2 separate regions of the Homo sapiens genome follow, and region 1 is linked to region 2. The links are chromatin contacts, found by Hi-C or POLR2A ChIA-PET in ENCODE. All regions are on one chromosome and are shown on one strand. The core of a region is the stretch at or near the end of the contact, and the rest is flanking DNA. Distances in the headings are between cores, read along the strand shown. Region 1 overlaps SYNDIG1 (synapse differentiation inducing 1). Region 2 overlaps SYNDIG1 (synapse differentiation inducing 1).

Region 1 (3,366 bases), core at 389-2,888, 130 kb after region 2:
TGCCCACCTCTCTGGCACGTGCCTTCCTCCCTGACACCACCCAGCCCGAAGGCCCACAGTGGAGTGCGTGATGCCCCTGCTGTGCCCCTCCTGGTTTATCCGTGCCTGGCAGAGTCCCAGCACCCAGCACGGGAGCAGGTGTAGGGGAGGCTCAGAAATAAACATGGATCAATATTAACTGGTAACGTTCACGGGGGGGAATGTTCCAAAGAACCTTGTTGAAACCCTCTAAGTTGGTCCCCTTTTGATTCTAGTTGATCACCCTGGAAGAAATGGCAGCATTCAATTCCTCCATCCTTTTTTCCAGTTCGCAAGGGCTGGTTCCCTGGACCAGCAGCATCAGGGTCATCTGGGAACGTTTTAGGATCGTGAAGTCTCGTCAGCTCCCAAGACCTGCTGACTCGGAAGCTCTGGGGACGGGGCTGGCAGTCTGGGTGTGAATGCCCTCTGAGGTTGCTGTGGAGACTCCTGAGGTAACACATGCTGAAGTCAGCCTGTCCTAATGGACCAGGCTCTTGGTTAGGAGCCCCAGCACCTAGGGGAGGCCGTGGTTCAGGGTTGTTGGGGTGTGGGCACAGCACGTGACACCCGCACCAGCCGCTCTCACCTTTTCACTCCTGCCCTCCCAGGTCACCTGCATCCGCCAAACTCTGCCTGGGGTTCCCTTCGTTATCAGCAGAGCACATAGACACATGTCTGGATTTGTTTATTCATTGTCTTTTCAAATATAGTGTACTCAACTTGGAAAACAGAAGGAGGAGGAAGAGAATGGAGAAAGAAAGCATGAAAACTGAACCTCTCCTCCATGCCCCTTTCTCAAAGCCCCTCCTCCAGGGGGACCCCGTCTTTCTGTGCCTTTATCAATGTGTGTGTGGGCAGTTTTGATTTACACGTAGAAGACCATCAAAGTGCAATGCAGCTTGCTTTTTCACATAATGTAAATACTTCTGGTATCTGCATATAAACACCAGCATTGACATTTTTAATGATTTTGTAGCATTTTGATGTATGAATTGCAATAATTTCATTACAGTAATGTTTTCCCTAAAAATGGACATATCAATTGTTTTCAACTTCTCCTTTTGCAAATATAGGATATCCACAAGTGAAATTCCACCAAGTCAAAGGTTATTCACATGTAAATTTAGCTACATACTGTAACTTCTCCTCCAGAAGTCCGTACCAGTTTTCATTCCTATTAACAAAATGTGAATGCCTGTCTTTCCCACCTGAGCTCAGTGTTCCATTTTCAACAATCTGATAGATAAAATAAAAGATATTGTCAGTTTCAGTTTGTGTTTCATTGGTTACTATAAAGCTGAACATCTTTATGTGTGTTATTTTTTTTCCTGCTTTTATTTCCCGTATAAATTTCTAGTTCTACATTTACCATTTTGTATTGGGTGTTCACATTTTATTAATTTGTAGACCTTATTTTTCTGACACAGTTTTTAGTCTGCTGTTCATGAGCTTTACTGCAAACATGTCCTCCTGCCAGACTTGGCTGTCAGTGGTGCCTCTTGCTGTAGAAAGGAGTCCTGGAGTATCTTCAGTGGTTGCTGGAGGGAAGCTTCCAGGGCACTACAGTCCAGTTCTTTACAGCTGCTGAGCATTGGTTGTGCGGTGTCTCACAGTGACTCAGCAGAAGACAGAGCCTGCACTAGTGTCTCCCAGGCATCATCGGATCCTGCAGCTCCCACACGGCAGCCCCAGGAGCAGCCTGGCAGTGTGACTCAGCAGCTTTCCTTGCCTGTTCTGAGGGGGCGCAGCTGGGGACAGCACGGGCTTCTGCCCACTCCTCACCCTGCCAGCGGGAAGCCTCCAAGACTTGGGAAGGAAAGGCAGTGAAGACCTCACTTGTCTCCTGCTGGGCCGTGGGCCCAGGTGCTGGCTTCACGGTGGTGACTCATGAACACACGAAGAATTGGGTGTGCAGAGGAGGAGAAACCATGCAGTGAAGAGCCCCATCGTCCTGTCACAAAATCCACTGCTAACTTTTTATTTCTACACCTATCTCCTCATGCTTCACAGAACCTCTGACCAAAGCAGCTTCCTCTTATCATTCACAGATTTTATAACTTTCTGCCTTTCCGAACGCGCTCTTCATTCCTGGTCATCTTGCATAATTTCCCGCCCGTGATTCTAAAGAAGAGAACCTATTGCTATGATAAAAGCTCACTGCAGATTCAGGGACATTGCACCTTATCCCAGCGGACACCAAGGGTCTCTGTGCTGGTTGGGTCTTGCCTCCAGTTCTCATCTTTCTTATTAAATACTTAAGTTTCTAAACTGGAGACTTTTCTTGATGAGGAGGCCGACTAAAGGAGTACCTTTTTATAAGCTTTTTTTACAATTACATTCACATCACAAAACACGTAGTTTTGTAACAGTGCAGTTATTCACACATGCCTCTTGTTTTTCAGAGCACCCTTTTCTCCCCTTCTGTGTTGAGGGTGGATCTCACGGCCACACAGTTAACCTATGTTAACCACCTCGACTGCCCTTCCAGTTTCCTCCACACTCAGCCATTTGCATATGCACACACATCTAGCACCCGGTCACCATGCCATCTACCACTGTGGGGACCCTCTCACCAGTTTATTCTCATGAGAGTAAACACACTTTCTGTATCTCAATGTTTTCACTGACAATACTTTCCAATATTCTGGAAATTTTGTAGTTATTGTCTTTAGCATTCATGAAATACCTGCATAACAATGACTGTCGTTGACCCAGCTGTCTTTCCAACACTGCTTGTTCACTGTTGTCTGGACTTTGGGGGGGCTCTATGAACAATGTTCCAATCAAATGTAGTTTTTGGTGAAAGTTTATATCCATATTTGCCGGTATATGAGACTGGGCTGCAAATAGGGTACTTCAATTTTCATGAGAAAGCTTAACTTCTTTTCATCATGCATAAGTTGGAAGTGATTTTCATCTATTATTGAAGCTGCGTCATTGTTTGGGGTAAATACCCAAGGTTCATTGTCTCGTGCCAAGGGAATAGAGGAAATGGACATACAAGAAGTGTATTTAAGAGTGGAGGTTTAATAGGCAAAAGAAAGAGAAAAGAGAACAGCTCTCTCTCCTGCAGAGAGAGAGGGGCACCTGAGTGGGTCTTCTAGTCCATGGCAAAGTACATGGGGTTTTATAGACTGGCTTGAGGAGGCAGTGTCTGATTTACATAGGGCCCAAAGATTGGTTGGACCAGGTGTGCCATTTACATAGCACACAAAGAAGCTGGCCACCTCTCCCTAATGTTTTACTATGCAGATGGGGTCTCTACCTGGCCAGTGCCATGTTGTCTGCTCCTTACTGTGCACGTGGTTGACAAGGAAAGGAGATGATGGAGTGCCATGTTGAACC
Region 2 (3,543 bases), core at 167-2,666:
GTGCATCAGTGCTGCTCTGATTCACAGAGCATCGTCCTGGCCTCTCCAGGATGAATCATACCCCGGGCACAGACAGGAATGAATGTCAGGGAGACAGAATCTCTCAGAATCCTCACCCTTGAATCTTCCCTGCAGAGTTCTGGGAAAGAATGACTTTGAAACAATCATTTATTTGACCCTGGCAGCTATTTCAGTGACTTTTAAGCAAGCTATTTTAGTGATTTTTAAGAGTTAGTGTCATTCCATGGATGTCCCATTCAAATCTTTGTTAAGAACATGCTAATTTGCTTTTCTGGATCAAATGCACATCCTCCAAGTGCATTGCCATTTGGCTTCTGGTTAGGATGGTGTGAAGGCCTTGGGGCTGTCCTCTCTGTTAAAGGAAATAAAATACAAAGGTCACTGAAGAAGAGAAGAGTGACAGTACTGATTCATACAGTGCCTGCTGACGTGTCTGGAAAGCAGAGCGCTGACGTGGGAGTTTTGTCTTTGCATTTATGTTAATTCTGCTTTAAACTCTGGGAAATTAAGTAGATACGAACTTTGGCACAATTATGTTCAGTGATCATTCAAGATGTCATAGCATGAAGCCCATCACACTTCCAAGTTTCAAGGGCCCTTTATCTGGGATGCGTGAATGGACAGATTCATGGTCAGGGTCTCAGAAGCTTTGTGGTCTTCAGCTGAGCTTGGGAAGCAGACTGTGCCCTCATTCTTCTCATTCCTTCTTCTCTGTTGCTCCTTCCTGAGGACTGTGGGGGAAGGCAGGCGTCCCCTGCCAGAAGGCGGCTTGTAATGCCTGGAAATATAGCTGGGGATGCGTTCCTTCTGCACGGTACTTATCACGCAAGGCAGGGCGGACAGGTGGCAATATAACCAGCTAACTAAATGCACAGATGATCCTAACAAGGTGGAGGAAAAAGATCAGGAAAAATGAGATCACACCAAGAGGGAGGTGAGCACCTCAAATATATTTTGGTGTCTAGAGCTGGCTGTGTGCTCAGCAGCAGTGCTGAGAGGGAGACACAATCAGCAGCATGACTCACAGTGTCCACGCGGTAAAAATAGACCAGGGGCTCAGGAGAAGCTCGTCTACTTTTGCTCTGATACGGGATGCAGAGTTCTCATAGAAGCAATGAGCGTCACCCCCAAAATCCCCCAATGGGAATGCCTCCCCAGCCCCCCAGCGCTCCAGTCCCTCTGACCCTTTGCTAGCTTTCCACTGCTCTTATCTGCAGAACTCATTTATTGAGCTCATGATCTCAGCCCCCTGGCACTCCAATCCCCCTGACCCTGTGCTAACTTTCCTACAGCTCTTATCTGCAGAACTCACTCATTGAGCTCATGATCTGCCTCTCATCTTTAGGTCAAGTGTGAGCTTCACAAGAACACAGGCTTCTTCTGGCTGCTTCCCTGCCACCCCCAGCGCCTACTGCAGGGTGCGTACTCGGGCATGACTTGTTGAATGACTGGATTGAAGACATTTCATGAGGATTGCTGCTTACAAAGCAGATCCGTGGGATCCAGGGAGAGCAGGTTTTTTTTTTTTTTTTTTTTTGAGACGGAGTCTCACACTTTCGCCCAGGCTGTAGTACAGTGGCATGATCTTGGCTCACTGCAAGCTCCACCTCCCAGGCTCACGCCATTCTCCTGTCTCAGCCTCCTGAGTAGCTGGGACTACAGGCACCTGCCACCACGCCGACTAATTTTTTGTATTTTTAGTAGAGACAGGGCTTCACCGTGTTAGCCAGGATAGTCTTGGTCTCCTGACCTCGTGATCCGCCCGCCTCGGCCTCCCAAAGTGCTGGGATTACAGGTGTGAGCCACCGCGCCCAGCCAGGAGAGCAGTTTTATGCTTTGCGGACTTTCATTGGTGTGGCTATCTGATGGCTTGTTTCACTGCAGTGTAGATTGTGGCATAGGTAGCCCGGGGAGCAATGAAGTCGCACATAATAAAGAGACCCTATGCGTAGCAAAAAGGCTTAAAGGAACCCCTGGAAAGAAAACAGGGAAAGACAGGACAGAGATGCAGCGAAGGAAACCCAAGCCCAAACAAGCCCGACTGAGCTCCCTTGGCCCTCTCTGGATGCCACCCTCACCCTGGCTCTAGGTCTCCATCTGTGGCTCGGAGGCTGCCTGGGGGCTGGGACCTGAGGCTGTATTGTCCCTGTGGTGGAGCATGGATGTTCTTAGTTTTCAGTTTTCTTCAGAATGAATCCGGATCCAAACTTTAAAATCTGTAGCTCATGAAGAACAGCTTCTACTTCAAAGAAGGCCAGTCACGAGGGAACATAGAGAGTTGGGAGATGTCAGAGTTGAGACGGAGACTAAACGGGGGTTGGCATATGCTGGCTCTCATGAGCTACGCAAAAGCCTTTGGTCTGTGCCCCGGGAGCTGGGTCACTGAAGAATTCCTGCAGAGCTGTCACAGAATCAGTTCCCCATCTGAAAGACCCTGTGACTGCTGCAATAGCCCAGTAAGGATGTGGGGAAGCAACTAGGAAATCGTTGAAGTGGCCTGGGTGAGAGGATGGTAGCTTGGTCCAGGGTGACAAGGGGGAAGAATCAGTAGGACTTGTTGATGCTTTGATTTTCATGGAGGAGGTGGTGAACAGATCCCAGGTGTGGGGCAAGGCCAGGTGAGCCGCGGCAGGGCTGTTCACAGACGTGGTGGGTGAGGAGCCAGCAGAGGGTCTGTGCGTGTCCAGCTTGCTAGCTGAGTGGTCATCGGCACAGGGTAGGTAGGTGGCACCGCGGGCTACAGGGAGATGAGCTGGAAAAGGCTGAAGAGAGGACCTGGCAAAGAGTCATTGAGAAGTCATTGGGAAGCAGGAAAACCAGCCAAGGGTGCGCAGCCAGGGGAGCCCTGGGGAAATTCTCTCAAGGAGAAGGAAGATGCCCAGGGTGTCATATTTGTCTGAGGTCAGGCCTGGTGGGCAGAGGCGGTCATCCTCTGGACTCACTGGCGTTTAGGACCCCCTCAGCGGGGAAGAGGGGGGCTCAGAGTGGCTCCTACATATCCAAACCCCAGATCTGCCCCCCTTACTCAACCTAGCAGCTAAATTGGGGTGGATTTTAGGAATCCACATGGATTGTTCCCTTCTGGGGTTTTTGTAAATGGCACTGCAACATTTTTAATAAAATTTAAATTGCAGAGCAGACTGGGTCCTCATTCTTAGGCAATCTTAGGTGGCTTCCGCCCATATTTGCTGTCTTCATGTTTACTCCACTCGCCCAGGTCAGCTGTTTATGCTGTCTGGATGCCTCTCAGTGTTCTCCTTAGGAGACCAAGTCCTGGACATCAGGGCACAGTGGAGCTGGGACTTATTTTAGAAGATCAGAAATCCGAATATAGAAAGTGGGATGCTAGACTTTCCCCTTGCAGCACTTGAAGCAAAGTTGCAAAAAATCCTGACAATAGAGACATGCCATTAAAAGAGTTGAAGCATTTTCAGTTGTCTCATTCTCCCTATTCTGCCAAATTCTGTGGTTTGGTAGTAGCTAGATGCAGTCATGAAAACAACACTGCTAAGGGGAAATGGT

Evidence for each region. A loop is a pair of places that touch in the nucleus more often than their neighbours do. ChIA-PET counts read pairs that join two places held with the same protein, here RNA polymerase II (POLR2A). Pooled maps may share reads with other maps.
Region 1: a map of left cardiac atrium shows a loop between it and region 2 (4-fold over the local background). The contact joins two enhancer-like sites. A Hi-C loop is called at or near these places in 4 of 168 maps with a recorded cell type or tissue (heart left ventricle, heart right ventricle, left cardiac atrium and 1 more) and 2 of 50 pooled maps. POLR2A ChIA-PET finds 5 or more read pairs at or near these places in 1 of 52 experiments (K562).

Annotation. Positions count from the first base shown.
Region 1 is chr20:24,633,298-24,636,663 of GRCh38, forward strand. All of the region lies in intron 3 of SYNDIG1 (synapse differentiation inducing 1), which reads left to right. Among named protein-coding and RNA genes, the nearest start is that of SYNDIG1, 170 kb to the left of the region's middle. RefSeq lists enhancers at 420-1,072, 1,156-2,355, 1,237-2,075. Within about 2 kb of position 1,639, at least 5 of the 41 ENCODE cell types and tissues checked have a DNase peak (open chromatin) inside an H3K27ac peak, as active enhancers do.
Region 2 is chr20:24,502,420-24,505,962 of GRCh38, forward strand. The region is part of intron 1 of SYNDIG1 (synapse differentiation inducing 1); the gene reads left to right. Among named protein-coding and RNA genes, the nearest start is that of SYNDIG1, 35 kb to the left of the region's middle. RefSeq lists enhancers at 1,292-1,793, 1,794-2,293. Within about 2 kb of position 1,417, at least 6 of the 41 ENCODE cell types and tissues checked have a DNase peak (open chromatin) inside an H3K27ac peak, as active enhancers do.